2 separate regions of the Homo sapiens genome follow, and region 2 is linked to region 1. Evidence: chromatin loops called from intact Hi-C (ENCODE). Cell type or tissue: mammary epithelial cell. All regions are shown on one strand. Links, peaks and the distances in the headings refer to the core of each region. The heading gives the core; the rest is flanking DNA. Region 1 overlaps OR8B12 (olfactory receptor family 8 subfamily B member 12). Region 2 has its middle 37 kb from the start of OR8B8.

Region 1 (10,557 bases), core at 1,074-9,073:
CCCCGTGTTAAACCCATTAATCTATAGCTTGAGGAACAAGGATGTCAAAGTTGCCCTGAGGAGAACTTTGGGCAGAAAAATCTTTTCTTAAGAAAGGATTAGTATTGGAGGAAGGAGATACAATGCTTTGCTTATTAGTGTGTGTTTTCAGTGAGATTCAAGTTCCATTTTTTTCCTGTCTTGTACAGAAAAAGAATTTTAAATCTTTACATTTGGATGAGTGTTAAGTGCAGACATATTCTCCCTGTCTCTGCTTCACCTAGTTATTCCAGGATTTCTTCATTTTATGCAAATTTTTCTATAATCATAGACCATTTAATCGTGAATTGGCCTTACACATTATTTAATCTAGTCTCTTCAATTAACATGTGTTGGAGACTCAGAAATACATATGTTGCTCAAGGACACACAACTACTTGGTGCCACAACTGGGAATGGAATCCAGGTCCTTGAATTCCAGGCTGCTTTTTTTTTCTTTATGTCATTTTTTCATGCTTCATTGCTGCCCTTGCAGATATCCTTTTAAAAGTAAGAAAACTTAACACATTAAAACCTAATTCTATTCATAGTAATTTAATGTGACCTCTCAATAAATAATTTTTAAATATTTCATTTTTTTTCAAGAGGATAGAAGATGAAACATTTTCTTAAGTTGGTCTTCACCAAATGAGAAGAGAATTGTGTCAAGTTTGTAGAATGTGACTGACATTGAGTTAAGATTGAGGTTGTGTGGAACCCTAGGAACCCAGTCTAGGGAATTAGGACTTCCATAGGATTAAGGGTTATAAAGATGCTGAGTAGAAATCATACATTCATTTGAAAACTTAAAGAATCAGAATGTAGAGCTTTTTCAAGGGTTAGTTTGGGTGTTTGAGCTGTGATGGAGAAATATGTGGCTTAGGATAATCAACTAAGGGTCTGGAAGTTTTCGAGGCGAAGTAAATAATGTTGAGAATCTAGTTAGTTATTAAAACAGCACTAAGCAGCTGATTATTAAAAGAGGCAATTTCCATTGAATTTTAAGGTACTGCAGACTGCACTCATATAAACATATGTGGTAAAAGATAATTCATCCAAGACTGGGTTGTAAACCCACAACATATAATGATAGTTATAGAACACGCCAGATCAATACACTTTGATCTAAATAATTTATTAGTAGCAAAGGAAGGTTCTTTGGATTAGCATTAACCATGTTAAGTGCTGGGGAGACACTTTGATTTCTGAGCTTTTCCTTGGGAATATTCTTTGGGAAAAAGGGAAGTTTAGATGAGGGTGTAGTTTTGTTCTTTGGTATGACACGAAGGGCTTGAAGTCATAAGACTGAGAGTGTGTGTGTGTGTACGTGTGTGTGTGTGTGTGGTGGGAAAGATTTTTCTTTAGTCAGCGTGGAATAGGAAAGAGAAGTGAGTTCAGGAGACTTGTGGGTGGGCGTCTGGTGGGTGAGGTGAATAGGCTATTTGAGGTAGAGAGCAGATGAAAACAGCGATTCGTGAGGCACATGATGAAGTTGGTTTTGTATCCTGGCTCAGTTGCTTAGTAATTTTGTGACTTTGGGCAAATTACTTAATGTCTCTAAATATTAATTTTTTTATTTTTGAAAGTGATGTAATGATTCTGACTTCGTGGGGTCTTTGAAGAATTAAATGCAGGGCACTTACTACATTTTAGTTATCACCCTGCAATAATTCTTTTATGTAATTATCAGCACTTCCTTGAGTTTTTCCATGAGCTGAGACAAGTCACTTCATCTTCCTGGAACTCTGCTTAGTCATGAGAAAAATGAACTCTAAGTATCATTTAAAAAGTCATATATTTTGACTAAGTAATATTTGCGTATGGTACAGCACTAAACAATATAAATGGGGGTTATACAGTGAAAATATGTCTTCCTCCTATCTTATCATTCCATTCCTAAAATCTCCTTCCTAAAAACAACAGTTGTTGCTGATTTCCTATGAATCTTCTCATATTCGAGCATATCTATCTATGTATCTTTCTATCTATGCATGTATCTGTGTATGTATGTACATATCTATCTAATTTATCTAATCTATCTGCCTATCTATTCATCCACCTATCTTGTTTTAAAGTTGTATAAAAAGGCATTTTCCAAAGGAAACAGCCTAGAAGAGGATGGGATAAGAGAACAATGCAGGGGTAAAAAGAAGAGGAGCCAATCACAGAAGAGGTCTGGGAAGGGATGCAGCTGAGGAGGGAGAGAAAGAACAGAGGCACACTTGGCCCTGGATGCATCACTGTGGACCCCAGCCCTGGAGCCACAGGGTAACATTTTGGTTCCCTGATCTTCTGTCCTCATCTCGTGGTTGCACCACTCCCATCACTATTTGGTTGATATTGTGGTGAGGTCAGAGCCTCTGATAGTTAAGAATATCAGGATGGCAAGTATTTTTAATCCGTCACAAAGTTCTATACGTGCTTATCTATTTTAACTAATGAGGCACATGGTTTTTCTTTTTCTGATTCTTGGAGCAACTCATATATTATTGTTGAAAATTTGGAATGTGAAATATGTGTGAAGAAAATGATTACCTATATCTCAATGTGGTAGTTTGAGTTATTGGTCAAAATTCGTCATTCATCTAGTAGTATTATATATCCATTCCCTTGCCATGGTCTCACAGAAGTAGGGTATATTTTTCCTTGCCTATGACTGTTGGCTTGGCCAGGTGAACTATTTTGGCTAATAGGATATTAGTAGATGAGATGTTAGCAGGAGCTTGGAATATCTTTGCATGGTATTTGCCCTCTTCGGCTTCTGCCATTGCCTTGAGAAGAGTCCCTCCTGGGTAAATGCTGCCGCTCCCAACTAATTCTCAATATGAACACACGAGGAGCAGTGTTCACTGTGCAGAGCAAGCAGTGCGGCCCAGCTGAGCCCAGACAAGACGAACTACCACAATCAATTTGTAGACATATGAGAAACAAATATTCCTTGTTGTATGCCAATGAGATTGTGTTTGGTTGTATAATAATAGCTAACTGGTCTACTCCACCATTCGGAGAACAGGAAAGGAGAATATTGTCTGGAATATGAAAGTCTCTTCCAGTGGGATCATCCTGTATGTGCTGTGTTACAAAATGTTGTTTAACTTATCATTATAATGTGATCTTTATTCCTTATCAATATTTTTTTGAATTGTAATTTTCCATGGACTTAATTAATCATGTAGCTATGTCATATTTTATTTCAGCTTTTTCCTGTTGCTAAACATTAACACTGTGTCAGTCTCCCCAACATTTAATTGATATAAATAATACCATAACTATGAGTTTTGTGTTAAAATTTTTTAAAAAATTAAGCAATCTCCTACTGAAAGAATGTGTTAAAATTTTTATCTAGATTTCTGATTATTTTCTCAGGAGAGATTCCTGTTGTGTCTTTCTTATTTTTCTATTCAAAATATTTTTCGATTTTCCCTGTGATTTCTTCTTCCTTGACCTATGTGTTGTTTAGTCATTCTTTTCTCAGATATATTTTCGCTAAGTTGACAGGTGAGCCAGAGCTTCAACCCTCTCTCTACTCTGTGTTTTGGTCACCCTAACTGGGATGACCACACCACACCTCCATGTACCCACTGCCACACCTCCATGTACCTTTATATCTTTAGCTTTTCCTTCATAGGTTTCTTCTATTCCTCTGTCATTTCTCCCCAAATGACAATAAGCTTTGTGACAGAAAAGAACATCATCACCTATGTGACATCAAACACTCAGCCTTTTCCTCTGGCTTCTTTGTCATTAGTGATTACTCCATATTTATCCCACTGGCCTTGGATCACTATGAGGCCATGACCCTGCCGGTCTCTTTCATAAGTTTCATTTCTGTAGATGGTTCATAAGTTATAGAATTTGCTGATGCTGTGGTCCATCAAGGGACATGGACCAATTCCTGTTTTGTGATCACAGTTGCATGAGCCTTAACTTGTGTAACATAGGCCCGCTTCAGGCTGCCTGAATCAGTACCTATGTCAGAAGCAGGTGGATTTGTATTCATGAGAACCAGCAGTGTACCATGCTGTGTTATCATTTTCATATTTTGTTTTCATTCTTTTCAACATTTTTCATTAACCCAGTGGTCCAAATCTTCAGCCAGATTCCATAAATCTGTTTATTTCTTTTTTTGGATTAGGGACATTCATGTACCTCAGATCTCCAGAAGCTATGGGTTAGTGTAAATTACAGTGTCCTTCACCAAGATGGGGCCAGTGATGAACGGTCTGTTCAACACCTTGAGGAACAAGACTATCTAACTTGCTGCAATGAAACCTTTGTCATTTTCTTCTTGACTTTGAGTGGTGATGGTTACTAGGACTCTTTTTGAATGCTTTCCAAAGAGTATTTGTCCTCTTAATGTTTTCCTTGTAGTGTAGGTCATATTTAACCTTTCTACCAATGGCTAGAATCATACACAGTCTTGGGATAGTCCAATTATGTTACACTGGCAACGGAATATCACATACACCACCACAGCTGGTTGCTGGAAGACACTGTCTTTGTCTTTGCTTTGTGAACTCTCTATGACCCTGGTTTCTTCATAATATTTGTTTTGGAAGCCAAGACCTATGCAGAGCATCTGATTGGCTGAGATGGGGTGGTGTGGTTGGGCTGTGGATTCCAGGAGTCTGAGAGCTAGTGTCTGGTCTTACTAGTGGGAAGATTTCAACTAAGATTCACACAAGGGCAGATTCCCCAGTGAGAACAGGGTTCTGATACTGAGAAGCCAAATCTCTCTTGATCTTAGCCAAAAGGCAGAGAAGCAATGAGAAGCCAGATAGTGACTGCACTTCCTTATCCTTCGGGTATCTGAATTTCACTTCTTCAGAGAGGCTGTACCTTACCTTAGAAAGTCAGTTCAGTTTCCCCAGTTAATGAGTCCGTAAGACCCTCAACTTACCTTTGGAGCACTTAACCCACTTCTAATTAGTTATAAATAATGACATCTAGGACTTCCTTCTAATAGATGTTTGGCTTGGGGTTTTACATGTCATGTAGAGGTAATGTAAATTCCAGGTCTATGCACCTGTGTATGCTGGTGTGGTAAAGAATTCTTAAAGCAGAGGCTTTTCCTTTCTCTCTGTTTTCCCTTTCCATCCAGAGTCAAGGTTGAGACCAGCCTGTATCCTCACCATCTCCCTGAAGGGACACTTCTTTTCTGGCTCATTCACTCAGGCTTTACATACTTTTGGCGTTGGTTTATGAGGGTTGTGGGGAGGTAAGGTGGCCTCTAATTCTACATCCATCCTGCCTGGGCTCCAGGCTTCATCTCTCGCCCCTCATGTGTCAAAACCCAGGCTGCAGGCCTCCTACGACTGGCAGACACTTCCAAGGGAAACAGTGGCTCCAGCCTTATCTATACTGTTAGATGCTGTGCTTCTGTCTTTATTTTTTACTTCTAAAATCTCTTATTTTTAGACCAGCTAAGCCAATTGGTGGGTTAGTATGTTTGTTATTAACATTTTCATTCAGCATTTTTCTCTGTTTTAGAGGGAGGACATTTTTTTTTTTCCTGAACATTCAAACTGCTAAGTGGTTAGAAATAACAATTCATAAAATTAATAAATAGACTTGTTTTTTGTTTTAATAAGCACAAAATAATTCCTTCTCTCTTATGCTTTCTTTGGCTATTTCTTGGTATTGGGTGAAACTCATGGGAGAAAAATAATGGGGAAAAAGGTCACATTTTCTAAAATAAAGTCAGAAATCAATTAAAATTTAGAGCTGGAAGTTGGCTTACAGACTACAGAGTTTTTGGGTCACTGGACCCAATCATCTCTCCTATGACAGTTTTACCCAGATTAGAGAAATATCAGTTTTACAGATTAAAGAATGTTATGTGGTGGTTGCTCTTTCACTCTGCTTAGTGAGGTAGCCTCTATTTGCTGTAATGTGGGAAGCCAGAGGGTGCCGTGTTTTATCAGCCTGGCTCATCCTGGTTGCAGTGGCCAAGGCGAACCCACAGGAGCTGTCTGTGTAGGCAGTCTGCTTGGAGCGGATGTTGCAAGAGTAGATGCTGGGACAGGAATGTGGCTTTGACGCAGGCCCGAGCTAGCACAGAGGAGGAAGTGGAGGAGCTTGGAGAGCCACCACCTAGGAGTCGCTAGAGGCCACTTTTTTATCTGTGTATCTACTCTTCCAGTTTTTTTCCCTGCCTCCTGCCATGCTCCTGTTTTCTGGGTTGGTACCTGCTGGGCCACAGTAGTGCAGAGTGTGGCAGGGGACAGCACCTGCTGTTTGCCCCAGTTCAGCCAAGTGTTCTGACTCAGGCTTCTGGTCTTACAGCTCTTGTCTCCCAAAGATTCCTCTTGACTCCCAGGCAAGTCAGCAACGGGCTGTTTTTGTTGCACCAGAGTGCCTTCCTAGGACAGCTGTCACTTGTAGAAGAGTTTCTGCCTAGATTTCTGAAACAGAGGAGGGTGGGGGCATGACGCTACAAAGAGGAAAGGAGTCTTGAGTGAGAGCAACCCTTGTCTCCATCTTATGGCTGAAGGACGAGGCAGTGGGGAGACTGGGGAAATGCTCCTGGGAAGTGCCTTCAGTCTACAGCACAGGCAGGGGAGAGAATCAGAAATCCTAATTCTCGCATGCCCCACGTTCTTTTTAATAGGGGTTGTGGAATTGCTGAGTTGGAACCTAAAAAGACAGATATGTGGGTTTGCTTATGTTTGCGTGTCTTGAGTTTGTAGAGAGAAACACAGGGAAGTGGAGAAAGAAGGGAAAGGAAGTGACGATTATTCACCACCTATCCTGTGGCAGGCATGATGTCACTTAGGTGATGCAATCAGTCTCCCGGGAGGAGGGGAGTCCAGAGGTCTTGGATACGTGACTTGCCAAAGCATGGCCTGATTCAGACCTTTAGAGGCCACCCACTGGAAATTCAAACTAAAAAAGTTTTTATTTAACTTACATATTTGCAGGAATTAAAGTAGCTTCTCTTTAGAGTTTTGCTGTTGTGGTTGCTGTTTTCATTGTAAAATTTTAGAAACGCTTTTCAAAGACACTCACTGTGCTGGTGTCCTAAGCATACAGTTGATCTGCCTGTTGGGTAACTCAACCCAGCCCAGGGTTAGGAAATCTAGTCACTGAGGGATTCATACTTTGAGCTGTCTTACTCTAAAACCTACGGAAAGAGTAGTAGAAGGTGGTGAGATTCTTTCCTGCTCTGAGACAATTCACCAGATAATTCCTGGCCAAATGTCAGGGACTTCAACAGCAGGGGAAGGTTGCAGCTGCAAATGGCCATTTAGTGGTGGTGATGGGGGATATAGCTATAAACTTGACCATTTGGTTTGGTTGGGTGGTTGGGGGAGGTGGATCCAGGCCTAGCCCCTTGAGACAGGGTCACTAGTCAGGCAACAGGGCATCTGACAGCATGTTCTCTGTAGCCGTGTGAGTGAATGACATGGTCCTGCTGAGCTTGGGGTGCAGAGGTGGCTAGATGAGATCCTAGGATAGGGTGACAACATGGTAACTGCAGGAAGCCGGCTCTGAGTAGACAGTATCTGCAGCTGCAGTCTTGTATTTATTTGTGCTGGGAGCAGGGATGATTCTCTAAATAAAATGCTAGGCCCTTGTCCAAGCATCCTGGTAATTAGAGAGAGGCATAACTTGAGTGGATGTTTTCTGGAGGAGGGTCAGACTTTATCCGGGGCTGCTGCAAGCTGCATCTCTGAACAGATAAAGCCCAGTGGCTTTCTATTGTCCTTTCATTAATGAAGTATTTTCAGTGGGGTGGTATGAAGATTGAGGGCTTGAGAACATATATTCCAAGTAATTGGTGTGGAATTTGGTTAGCATTTGTTTAAGTGCATTAAAGGCCCTCATTTTGTGTTTTGAGATGAGAATGGAGCATTAAGACCCTGACAGAGATTGCTGTCCTTGTGTTTTATTCTTCCTGCCATGATGGTTTTAGATCTGAGCCCTGACTGTTTTTTTTATACCCTCTCTGCTTTTAGTGATAAAATCCTCCGCCCCAAACTTTTTGAAGCTTTTTAAAGACCAGATTAGATCCTCCTGCAAAGCTGGGAGATGCATGGCAAGGCTGAGTAGTAGAATTTCGCATGAATTTTGAAATTTATAGTTTAAAAAGCCTGAATTTTTGAAAGCTATAGTTTAAAAAAGCATGAATTTTGAAATCTATAGTTAAAAGATATGGGGTCGGGGTGCCAATTTCTCACTTGTGCCTTTGGGTAAGTCTTAACCCCAATGTTCTTATCTATAAAATGGGAATAATGTTATGAGGTCATAAGGATGTAAGATTAATTGATATTGAGTGTTAATGTGCTTTATAAATTGTAGTGTGAAGGACAAATGTTACTTTTTATTTCAGTTGTGGGCTTAGCTAGTTTGGAGGTAGGAGGAGAGGTAGAGAAACAGTGACAGGTCAAATAATAGCGGTAAGGGAGTGCATCTGTGGACCTTCTTAGCCTTGCTGAGAGGGCTCCTTTTCCTGGACTCTGCTCTGGCCATCCACTGACCACATCTTCCAAATTAGTCTGCAGAACCAAAGGGAAAGCATCTAGCTGGAGCCTATGCTCCCATTTCTAAGACATTGAGACAAACTGAAAGTGACAAGGAAGCCTTTATTCACTTATTGCAGTTTGCTTATTGTGTAAGCAAGAGGCAAAAAGAGAAAGAAGGAGGTGCCCTCTCCCCCTGCAGAACAGCACAGCACTGGGAAGGGTCAGGTGGATCAGCCCAGACAGGGTGGGAGTGGGGAAAGGATCGGGGTCAGTGAGAGGGGGAAGTTCTCTGTGTGGAAAAGTCTGAGTACTAAAGAAAAGTGTCTTCAAGTCTCTCCTGTGGCAGACACACTTGAGCAGTGTCTCAGCAGAGGTCCCCCTTCCCTCACTCCCTCTATCGAGGAGGTCTCTGAATGGAAGCACCTAAGGTAGGAATGCAGATATACATAAGGTTGTGGGCCAGGGGGGTAGGGGCTGGGAGAGGGTGTGAGTCCTTGACTGCAAATCTCTTGGAGACTGCAATGCATTGGCTGTGCACCAAGTCTGGTGAGGGGAGGGCAGATTTTCCTCACGAGGCCTGCCACACAAAGAAATTGCTTGTGTGTCTTGGTAATTCCTACAGTCAGGCCTGAAAGATCATACATAGATCTAGTTTGGGGCTAGACTCCTCATCTTCCAGGGTCTGTGTAAGCTTCTTTCCTGGCTCTAACCCTAACCCTAACCCTAATGCTAACCCTAACCCAGCTGGCAGTGGGAAGTGGAGGAGGGAAGCTTTGGGCCATGGGCAGGCACTTGGGAGCCAGGGCAGCTTTCCCTGGCCACCTTCTGACATGGAACTTTGAAGATTCTTAGGACTCTAATTTGAATCTGGCTTTGTAGGGCTATAAAGGTAGCTTGTCAAAGCAAGAGGTAGAAACATATTTTATTTAATACTTTATTAGATTTATTTTTTATTTTTAAATTTTTAATTGTGGTAAAAACACAATGGAAAATATACCATTTTGACCATTTTTAAGTGTGATTCTGTTTTTCTTTTGGTTCCATATGAATTTCAGGATTTTTTTCCACTTCTATAAAAAAAATCCTACTGGGATTTTGGTAGAGATTGTATTGAATTTGTAGATAACTTTGGGTGGTATGGACACTTTAACACTATTAAAATTTCCAATCCATAAACATGGATGTCTTTCCATTTATTTGTGTCTTCTTTAACTTCATTTATCAATATTTTAGTTTTCAATGTGCAAGTCTTTCACTTTCTCACTTAAGTTTATTCCTAAGTATTTTATTATTTTTGATACTATTGTTAGTGGGATTGCTTTCTTAATTTCCTTTTTAGATAGGCCACTGTTAGTGCGTAGAAATGCTAATGTTTGTTGATTTTGTATCCTGCAACTTTACTAAATTTTTTTATTAGCTCTAACAGTTTTTTGTGTGTGGAGTTTTAGGGTTTTCCAAATATAAGATCATATCATCTGCAAACTAAGATAATTTTATTACTTTCTGATTTGGATGATGTTTATTTCTTTTTGTTGCCTAATTGCTCAAGTTAGCAATTCCAATACTATGGTGAATAGAAGTGGTGAGGGTGGGCATTCTTGCCTTGTACCAGACCTTAGAGAGAAACCTTTCCATTTTTCACCATTATGATGTTTCCTATGGGCTTGCCTTTTACGGTTTTATTATGTTGAGATACATTCCTTCTATACTTAGTTTATTGGGTGTTTTTATTATGAAAAGGTGTTGAATTTTGTTGAATGATTTTTTGGATCCATTGAGATGACTGTGTGATTTTTCTTTTTTTTTTGAGATGGAGTGTCACCCAGGCTGGAGTACAGTGGTGCGATCTCAGCTTACTGCAACTTCAGCCACCTGTGTTCAAACGATTCTCCTGCCTCAGCCTCCCAAGTAGCTGGGATTTTAGGCACGTGCCACTACATCCGGCTAATTTTTGTATTTTTAGTAGAGATGGAGTTTTACCATGTTGCCTATGCTGGTCTTGAACTTCTGACCTCAAGTGATCTTCCTGCCTCGGCCTCCCAAAGTGCTGGGATTAAAGGCGTGAGCCACCACA
Region 2 (10,557 bases), core at 863-8,862, 55 kb after region 1:
AGGCATTACCATTCAGGACATAGGCATGGGCAAGGACTTCATGTCTAAAACACCAAAAGCAATGGCAACAAAAGCCAAAATTGACAAATGGGATCTAATTAAACTAAAGAGCTTCTGCACAGCAAATGAACACTTCTTAATGGATTAAAAAATACAGTTTGTTCTTAAAGTGCTTTACAAAAGAAATTTCAAGCCAAGATGGCTTCAATGATGAATTGTTCCAAACATTTAAGGTCAAAGTGTAGATAAATAGTGATATGGAAGAAGAAAATTAGACTGCAAGGGTACAAGTTACTTAAAGTCATTTTCAGTTCTTTTTTATCCTCTTGAATGCACAGAAATATTAGTTATGCTCACTCTTGAAATTCTCTTTTTTTGGCCTCTGTAAATTCCATAAATTCAAGAAATACTAAAAGAATATTCACAAAACTCAAATTTTATACCTTATGCACATCTGCAAGCATGTTATTACTATATCTGGTTTTCAGATAGAAACGCTATGTCTCCATGATGTTAAATAAATTTTCCAAATTCATACAGCTATGGAGTTGGAATTTGACTCCAGGTCTGTTTGTTTCTAAATCTTGCTCTCAGTTGTTCCACTTGGTTTTTCTGACATTCCCATTGGTCAATTTCCTTCTCCCGTTTTCTAACTGTGGGTATTTTTGGAAGGGCTTAGTTCTTAATCCTTGACTATTCTGTCTTTAAATATTTCTGCTTGGAAAAATTCATCATTCTTTTGGGTTCACCTATGTTTAGCTGATTCCCTAATTTGTATTTTGACTCCTTTTCTCCCTCCTTCATTGCTGTTTTTTTAAAAACTTATCATTCCTTTTGAAGGGTTCGAGCAGCATTTTGTCATGTAGACTGAAATTTAGCTTCTTATCTTCCTCATTCCTTATTTGTTCATTTTCTGCCATCCTACTCAAACTTCCCTCATCTTAAAATTTTGGTCAGGTTTCACTTGTGCTTTTTTTCCTTTCTGTCCTTCTCCAAACCATAGAGATATTAAATCCTGTTTCTTCATGATGTCATCACTTGATTCTGTTTTTGCTTTACTATTTCTACTGCTTGTGGAACCACCTTAACTGATCTTCCTGCCTTAAGTCTCTCTCTGTTTTAGCTGATCCTGTGTACCATGGCAGTTTAAAATATTCCTTTCATCCACGGGCATAGATTTGAACATAATAATAGCAACCTAATACTTTTTAATACCTTCTGTGTTGCATGTTCTACATACTAGAAAGTGCAACATTTATGATTATTATCCCCATTTTAAGATAAGTAATTTAAAGCTCAGAAGAGGTTAAACATTTTCAATGTCACACACCTAGTAAGCAGCAGAGCAAGTAATCATAGAAGTTGGTTAGATCCTAAAGTTTATGCTCTGAACGCACACAGAAATCATGCAATTTGTGACCTAAGTGGAATAGATTTCATAGTGAAAAGGATTGTTACTAGTAATTTTTCTGGGACAATAGATCTAAAAGTGGAGGATCCCAAACAAACCAGGACTAGTAACACCATATTAATACGACACTCTACTTCCTCTCCAATAAAACTGGGAAGGTTAGACAGATGTCTATTTTGGGGACAAAGGTGATATGTTAATCTTTGTACTTGTTGAGTTCAGGGTGACAACGAGCATGATACTGGAACATTCTGCTAGAGAGGCCATATACACAGGACAGGGAATTAACAGAAAGGTAAGAGCAAATTTAGGTACTAACCATGTAGAGAATGTTTTCAAAGTCATGAGATGAGATGACCAAACATTTAAGAAGCAAGAGGCAGAGATGATTGAGAACTGGTCACTGGGAATTTTGAAACATTGAGTGGGTAAGGAGGATAAAGAGACAGAATGGGAGATGACTCTATTAGACTGTAAATCTCTTTAGGAAGTCAACGATTTCTTTTGCATCCTTTATTAGCATTTTAATATGCCACACACACATATTGAAGACTAATATACCATTAAGTATAATTGCAAACCACATGACTTCTGGTAGATACGTCTAATTTTGTGCCCATCCTTAGATCCTAACTGAAATCATTTCATATGCAGACATTTCAGCTGCCATCTTTTCTCTCTGGACAGGCTTTCATGTGTTTTTTGTTGAAATTGTGGCTTATTCCTACATTTCTTTTATGTGGAGTGAAGGATACTGCCTTTACCACCACCCTTGTGCTGTTTGACGGTCTACAAGACACTTGAAGGTTAATGCATGTGCCATATACACAAAGCACATTGTACATATGCTTACCACATGAGTATGTTATAATCCATGTCTCATATATATTTTAATAATGTTAATGTTAGCAATAAATAGAACAAAGAATCCATTATACAGAGATTCAAGCTTTGGAAAAACGGACAGTTCTGCATCAAAAGTAAATTAAGCAAGAATATTTATTTCTATGCTTCTCTGTGCTTATATTGGAGTAAATCAACAGTGAAAATGGTTTGAAGAAACCCTGGTTCATTTGAAATAAAACGCTGATGCATTTGAAATGAAGTTCCCATGGAAACCATCTCTGAAGTGACAAAAACCTCAGAAGAACTTTCCTGGTGTGGCATCAGGAATACAAGAACCCTCTAAATCTTCTAAAGGAAAGTAAATGTTAAATGAACCCCTAAGGTCCTCTTTGCCCTTTGGGTCTCAAGACCCAATATCTTAAGCCAAATTATTGGCTCTAAGGAAGAGAATTATGAAAATAGTAAGAAGATAAAGGGGCGAGAGACCTTGTTGAGGATTCAGATAATCACAAGTCACACAATGTTGGTTAATGACTGAGACTGGTATGAAGGCTAAAAAAGCTTTGTGTAGCAACTTGCATTATTTTAATTTTAATTTTTATTATTATTAATTTTTTGATAATGAATTGTTTTTCTCTATTTCTTAAGTGTGCATAATGGGATTGAGAGCAAGGATTGGGATTCATTAGAACTACTCTGGGACGTGGACAGTTCCAAGTGTACATTGACCAATGAGACATTATCATTCCTGAGACTGAGCTGAGGGTGAGCAAGTCTTCACTCATACATGTGCACATCTGGCCTGTGTGCAGTGGACTTGCCTGGAAGAAGACTTCTGCCTTTGTGTTATGATTTCATAGCTTCTCCAAGAGGACTGTAGCCTTTAACTCTGACTAAAAACATGTATAACCCGTCTGCTAACTGAAGCTTGAATTTCCCCATATAGAGATTTATTTCTTGGCTATGAAATCTGTCATCTTTAATATATAGAAGTCCATAGTAAGGGCTATAAAATGCAAGTTGCTACACAAAGCTTTTTTAGCCTTCATACCAGTCTCAGTCATTAACCAATATTGTGTGACTTGTGATTATCTGAATCCTCAACAGTTCTCTTGCCCCTTTATCTTCTTACTATTTTCATAATTTTCTTCCGTAGAGCCAGTAATTTGGCTTAAGATATTGCATTTACAGTGCAGGATAAAAATGTGATGCCTTGGAGGGTTGCTGGTTAAGCCATGAGTGCCTAATGTTTTAGAAGAGTAACTGATCTTATCAAGTAAACACTTTTCAAATCTCTTCTGAGTCATTGCTGAAATGTCAGATTACTCTATTTAAAATTAAATCTGTGCCCCTTCCTTTTCTACCCCTCTCCCTGGCTTTTTTTTTTTCCTAGCACTTTTGATTTTACATGTTTTTTTTCTTTCATTTATATCTTTTTTTTTTGTCTTCTCCCACTTGAATGCAAACTTCATGAGGGCAAGAATTTGCTTTTTTTTTTTTCCCCCAACTAAGAACTTAGAAGAGTTTCTGGGACATAGTAGATGCTCGATATGTATTTGCTGAAGGAATATTATTTTTGTTTACGTCTTTCTTCAAGTCCCCATTATCTGACATATTAGCTGTGGGGTCCCTTCCCTGGCCTTCACATCTTGACAAAAATTGATATTAGTTATCTAATTAGTATTTGTTTTTAATTATCAAGCTTAATTTGCATGAACAGGTAGTGCAGGAAAACCAGGGAAGATTTCTTTATTTTTTTAGCTTGGAAAAGTTTGTATAAATTTTGGTAAATATTGGATGTGAGTGGAATAATGACTCTTCTCCTGTGAAGCCCAGCACTCCCTAATTTGACCTTTCCTGGCTCTAACACTTTCTACCTTTGTCTTATTCCACATATGTTGCTGTGAAAGAATACCTGAGACTGGGTAATTCATGAAGAAAAGACTTTTACTTGGCTTACTGTTCTGCAGGCTGTTCAAGACGCATGGTGCCAGCATCTACTTCTCGTGAGGACCTCAGGGAGCTTCCACCCATGGCAAAAAGCCAGGGGAACTGGTACGGAGAGATCACATGGCAATAGGGAGGAAGCGAGAGGAAAGAGAGGTGCTAATATGAGAACTAATAGAGTGAGGATTCATTCATTACCACTAGGGTGGCACTGCCCCTGTATCTCAAACTCTCCTCTTAGGCTCCACCTCCATCATTGGGGATCAAATTTCAACATGAGGTTTGGAAGGTCAAGTATCCAAACTATAGCAGCCATCCTTTAAGACTGCTTGTTTTTATCTATCAAGAATCTCATGAGATCTTTGTAAGTAAAAATCCTGCTTCAGAGAATTCATTATCACTCACAGGGAGGTAGTACAGCCAGTGGAAAAGACCATGAAAATTGGAGTTAGACAGATCAGGGTTTGACTTAAGATTCTGGAATCTGTTAGCTGTGTGTGTTTTCTCACTTTTAAAGCGGAGATTAACATGTCTAATTTATGAGGTTGTTGTGAGAAATAAATGAGGTAAAATCATTTGTACATTGGTTTTGGATTCTTGGTGTCTGTATGAAGGTGCTGGGTTGGATACAGTATTTGGTATACAGTAAGTGCTCAATACAAGGTAGCAAGCATTGGTTTTTCCCATAGAGCCTTGTCCTTATTTGTGCTTAAAAAGATGTAACCTAAATGAAAGAATAGGTTAAAAGTATGATACATACATTAAAGTATGTATGATACATACATAAAGTATGATACATACATTAAAAGTATGATCAAGAGTGTAAACAAACATTTCCTTTTCCTCAGGGAACTTGGTCTCTGGCAATGGCCCTGAGGGAGGCTCTGTAGCCACTCCGAGGTCTGTACTCCAGAATAAAACTCTCCAGACGCCTGTTATCCACGGTGTTAGGAAAGACTGCTGTCTCATTCCTGGAAGCTGGGCAGAAGCCTTGGGGCAAAGTCACAATCAGAGATCGTTTTCTTCAGCTCTGCAAGAGAACCAAGATTCTCAAAGAGAATAAGGATTCTCAAGGTGGAGAAGCAGAAGCAGAGGGGCCTGGGCTCCAAGTTGTCACATTCTTTTCAGCAGGGCCACTGGGTTTCCGTGAAAGAGATGGGCAACGGGCAGTAGAGAGCAGCACCATGGCTCCAAGCTGAAGGGGGTGAGTGCCTGTCTGAGCCACTGGGTGCCACAGCCACTGGGTGCCACAGCAGAGTGGTTAAAAGAAAGCTCAGACCACTCTCAGCTGTCAGAGCCCCGGCTTGTCACTGAAGGCTCAGTGTCAACTGTGAGAAGATAAGAGGAGTAATTTCGATGTTCCTGTGAAGCGCACACTAACTCATATCATTGTTCCTACCTTCAATCTGCATTTATTTAATGATGAGTCATGTTGATAATATTTCCTGTGTCCATTGGTATTTTTTTTTCTATAGCACTGTGGATATTTTCCTCTGTAATTGAGTATCATTTAATTACAAGTTTTAAATGGTTAATTTGTGTTAAAAAAAAAAAAAAACAACTAAAAACCAAGTGAACATTGAGATTATACAGTGGAAAATAAAGTCTTTATCCCTGCCACCCCCCCCACCCCACCCCCACAAAAATGCTCAGACCAGGGGAGTCAGACCGCAGAGCTCTCCTGCTGCGGCAACTCTATAGCCCTGGGACTTTGTGCAGGTAACCCAGACAGGGATGAGTGTAACGCCACACAGCGTTTAGAACAGTGCCTATCCCATAGTTAGTGCTCAGTAAATGTTTCTTTTCTTCTCCCTCCCACTACCTTAATTTCCATTAACCTCCCGGTGTGTGTAGCCTTTCTCTCTTTCTGAGTGACTCTTTCTTTTTCTCTCACAGACAGTCCTAGAGGAGAATGCCTGCCAAGAACTCCTCCTCCGTGACAGCGTTTATCCTCTCAGGCTTAACCGACCAGCCGGGACTCCAGATCCCCGCCTTCTTCCTGTTTCTAGGTTTCTACGCGGTCACGGTGGTGGGGAACCTGGGCTTGATAATCCTGATAGGGCTCAACTCTCGCCTGCATATCCCCATGTACTTTTTCCCCTTCAACTTGTCCTTCATAGATTTTAGTTATTCCACTACCCTCGCCCCTAAAATGCTGATGAGCTTTGTCTCAGAGAACATCATTTCCTATGCAGGGTGTATGACTCAGCTTTTTTTCTTCTGTTTCTTTGTCTTTTCTGAATCCTATATTCTATCAGCGATGGCGTATGACCGCTACGTGGGCATCTGTAACCCACTGTTGTACACGGTCACCATGTCTCCCCAGATGTGTTTGCTCCTTTTACTGGGTGTCTATGGGATGGGGATTTTGGGGCTGTGGCTCATATGGGAAACATAATGTTTATGTCCTTTTGTGGAGACAACCTTGTCAATCACTATATGTGTGACATCCTTCCTCTCCTTGAGCTCTCCTGCAACAGCTCTTACATAAATTTGCTGGTGGTTTTTATTATTGTGACCGTTGGCATTGGGGTGCCGATTGTCACCATTTTTCTCTCTTATGGTTTTATTCTTTCCAGCATTCTCCACATTAGTTCCACAGAGGGCAGGTCTAAAGCCTTCAGTACCTGCAGTTCCCACATAATTGTGGTATCGCTTTTCTTTGGGTCAGGTGCTTTCATGTACCTCAAACCACCTTCTATTCTACCCCTGGACCAGGGGAAAGTGTCCTCCATTTTTTGTACTGCTGTGGTGCCCATGTTTAACCCATTAATCTACAGCCTGAGGAATAAAGATGTCAAAGTTGCCCTGAGGAGAACCTTTTGCAGAAAATTAGTCTCTTAAAAATGAATGAGAAAGGGAATCCAAACCTTTGTTAATCAGGGGGTTTCTTTTCTTTTTTTCAGTGAGGGAACAAATGCCACTGCTTTCTCTCCTATACTTAGAGAAAAATTTTAAATGTATTCTTAAGTGCACTTACACCCTGCACTGCTTATCCACACCAACTATTCCAATTGTTATTTTATGAGAATAGTTTCTACTGTTATACAGGGTTTAATCTTGAATAGGCTTATGAAATCATTTACTCCAGTCTCCTCATGCAATACATCACACTCAAAAATATTTTGTAGGCTGCCAAAGGACACACATGTACCTGATGCCAGAGCTGAAACTAGAGTCCAGGCTCTTGAATTTTAATACAATCTGCTGTGTTTTTCTTCAGCTACACTTCCTTGTTCCATCGTTTCCCTGACTGATTTCATTTAAAATTTTTTTTTTTGCATTTAAAGATATCTAATTATATTCATAGTGATGTCATGCAACTTTTCAAAGGTTAATTTTTGGAATAACATTTTTGCAAGAGTGTTGGAAGTGAAAAATGTGGTTGATGTGGTCTTGACAAAAAGATAAGAGAAAATTTTAAAGAATTTTGGGGTGTGTGAGTGAGAAGTAGATTAGGTTCCTTATAGAATCAAGGATGGTGCCCATGGAGATGGTATAGAGCCTTGAGTGAAGGCTTACAATAGAAGGCCTTCTAAGGGAGAGATAAACAGAGTTGAGGGAGTTAAATTTGTTAGATACAAGCTTTATTCTTCATCTGAAGATTAACGGAGACAGAATTTGGAGCCTCACCTCAAAGGTCTGAATAATGTAAATTAGTAATAGACAGCTCTGGATAAGTGAGCCATTAGAACCACGGCAGCCAACTAGTTGTTAGGGGAGGCAATTGCCATTATATAGTTAAGACATTGCATATATCTGTGACCTTCTATTAATAACAATAGGGCATAAAGGGAAGGGACGGTGGTCTTAGGAGAGGTCATATATTCACAGCATTGGGTAAGTGGAAGTACAACTTTGTATAACGAATGAGAGTAATTTTTTTGATCTGAATACATTAGTAATGGTAACAATTATTTCAGAAGTCATGGCATATGAACTGTCTGGAAGATAGTTTAATTTACAAACTTTGAAAAGTTATCTTCTATTAGAAAAAGGGGAAGTTCGGATTAATGTTTAGCTTTCTTCCTTTGGAATCTTTTGGTTTAACGAGGATAGAATTCAGGAAATGAAAGTGTAGGGGAGGGTTGTGTTTTGATGCTAAGGGAGATGAATGATGATGAAATTCAAGACACATGGATTGAGGGTGCACTGGGAATGGTGGAGAATCAGTACAATGAAAACACCCTACTCCTTCTTAAATTGAAATATAAATTTTACAGTGAAGTGCACAAACATTAACTGCTCGATGATTTTTTTTCACATTTATAAGGCTATGATTACTTACCTCCACCCAAATGAAAATATAGCAGATTTTTTATCATTTCAGGGTACTCCTGCCTGCCCTTTCCCAGTAATTACTACTCCCCATGCTCTTCCTGGAAATATTCACTATTCTTACTTTATCATCACAGTTTCATTTTTCTCGTGCTTGAACTTCATATAAATGTTAAATAGTGCATTTACTTTCTTACGTTTCACTTAACATAGAGAGTCATGTGAGATTCATCCATAACAGTTTTCTTGGTTATTGCTGTTTATTTTAGTATTCCATTGTAAGAATGTAGAGCAATTTGCTTATCAATATCTTCTTTATGGACATTTGCCTTGTTTTCAATTTCTACATGTTATTAATAAAGCTGTTATAAACATTCCTTTTTTTTTTTTTTTGAGACATAGTCTCGCACTGTTGCCCAGGCTGGAGTGCAATGGCACGATCTCGGCTCACTGCAACCTCCACTTCCCGGGTTCAAATCATTCTCCTGCCTCAGCCTCCAAAGTAGGTGGGATTACAGGCACCCACCACCACACACAGCCAATTTGTGTATTTTTAGTAGAGACAGGGTTTCACCATGTTGCCCAGGCTGGCCTCCAACTTCTGACCTCGTGATCTGTCTGCTTCGGCCTCCCAAAGTGCTGGGATTACAGGCATAAGCCACCATGCCTGGCCTATAAACATTCTTGAACATGTATTTTGCTGGAAATATACACTTATTTTTGTTTGGGTATATACCTAGATGTAGATTTTATGGGTCACAAGGTAGGCATATGTTTAGGCTTCTAAATGCTATCAAATTGTCTTCCAAAATATTTAAACTGATTTGCACTCCCATCAATAAATTCCAGAAAAGGATACTCTTCATCCTTATTTTCAGTATTTTTCATTTTAATTACTCCGTTGGGTGTGTAGTACAGTATTGCTTTAGTCTTTTAGATATTTCCCTGATAAATAATGATTTTTTTTTTTTTGACGGAGTCTTGCTCTGTCGCCTAGGCTGGAGTGCAGTGGCATGATCTCGGCTCACAGCAACCTTCACCTTCCAGGTTCAAGCAATTCTCCTGCCTTAGCCTCCCGAGTAGCTGGGGTAACAGGAGCCTGCCACCACACCTGGCTAATTTTTGTAGTTTTACTAGAGACGGGGTTTCACTATGTTGGCCAGGCTGGCCTCGAACTCCTGACCTTTTCTTAACAGACAAAGTCTTGCTCTGTTGTCAGGCTGGAGTGCGATGGTGTGATCATGGCTCACTGGAGCTTTGAACTCCTGGGCTCAAGCTATCTTCCTGTCTCAGCCTGCTGAGCAACTGGAACTATAGGTACATGCCACCACACCTGGCCACTTTTTCTATTTTTTGTAGAGATGAGGTCTCACTATGTTACCCAGGCTGTTACCAAATACCTGGGCTCAAGTGATCCTCTCATCTTGGCCTCCCAAAGTGTTGGGATTACAGGTGTGAGCCACCACACCCAGCCTTGTTGGGCACTTTTTATATGTTCATTAGCTATTTGGACATCACCATTTGTGAAGTGCCTGTTCAAGTCATTTGGCTACTTAAAAATAGTGTTGTTGCTGGGCACGGTGGCTCACACCTGTAATCCCAGCACTTTGGGAGGCCAAGATAGGCGGATCAAGAGGTCAGGAGATCGAGACCATCCTGGCTAATATGATGAAACCCCGTCTCTACTAAAAATACAAAAAAATTAGCCTGGTGTGGTGGTGGGCACCTGTAGTCCCAGCTACTTGGGAGGCTGAGGCAGGAGAATGGCATGAACCCAGAAGGCGGAGGTTGCAGTGAGCCGAGATCGCGCCACTGCACTCCAGCCTGGGCGACAGAGTGAGACTCCATCTCAAAAAAAAAAAAAAAAAGTGTTGTTATTCTTTTTTCTTATTGATTAGTTTTTTAAAACGTATAATCTGGATATGAGTACTTTTTCAGACACACACATTGCAGTTATCTTTACTCAGTCTCTGGCTTGCCCCATGACTACTCATTAATTATGTCCTTTGATAATGATATTTCAATTTCAATTTGAATAAAGTTCATTTGTCCACTTCTTTTACTGTTCATGCTTT

Evidence for each region. Hi-C counts contacts between places; a loop is a spot of excess contacts. Peaks named below come from ENCODE experiments on the same cell type or tissue, not always from the same donor. Only the 100,000 strongest peaks of a DNase experiment are listed, where the experiment ranks them.
Region 2: it touches region 1 in a loop (5-fold over the local background); 2 of 110 quality-filtered maps call a loop at or near these places.

Annotation. Positions count from the first base shown.
Region 1 is chr11:124,532,256-124,542,812 of GRCh38, reverse strand. OR8B12 (olfactory receptor family 8 subfamily B member 12) reads left to right here. Exons shown (of 1, transcript NM_001005195.1): 1 at 1-91. The coding sequence ends at 91. It also overlaps the pseudogene LOC100421985. Among named protein-coding and RNA genes, the nearest start is that of OR8B12, 6.1 kb to the left of the region's middle. In mammary epithelial cell, for the core only: a CTCF peak has its summit at 6,061; DNase peaks (open chromatin) are centred at 4,582 and 6,012.
Region 2 is chr11:124,477,488-124,488,044 of GRCh38, reverse strand. It overlaps the pseudogene OR8B9P. Among named protein-coding and RNA genes, the nearest start is that of OR8B8, 37 kb to the right of the region's middle. In mammary epithelial cell, for the core only: no CTCF peak of the experiment used is centred there; no DNase peak of the experiment used is centred there; H3K4me3 peaks cover 333 bases; H3K27ac peaks cover 511 bases.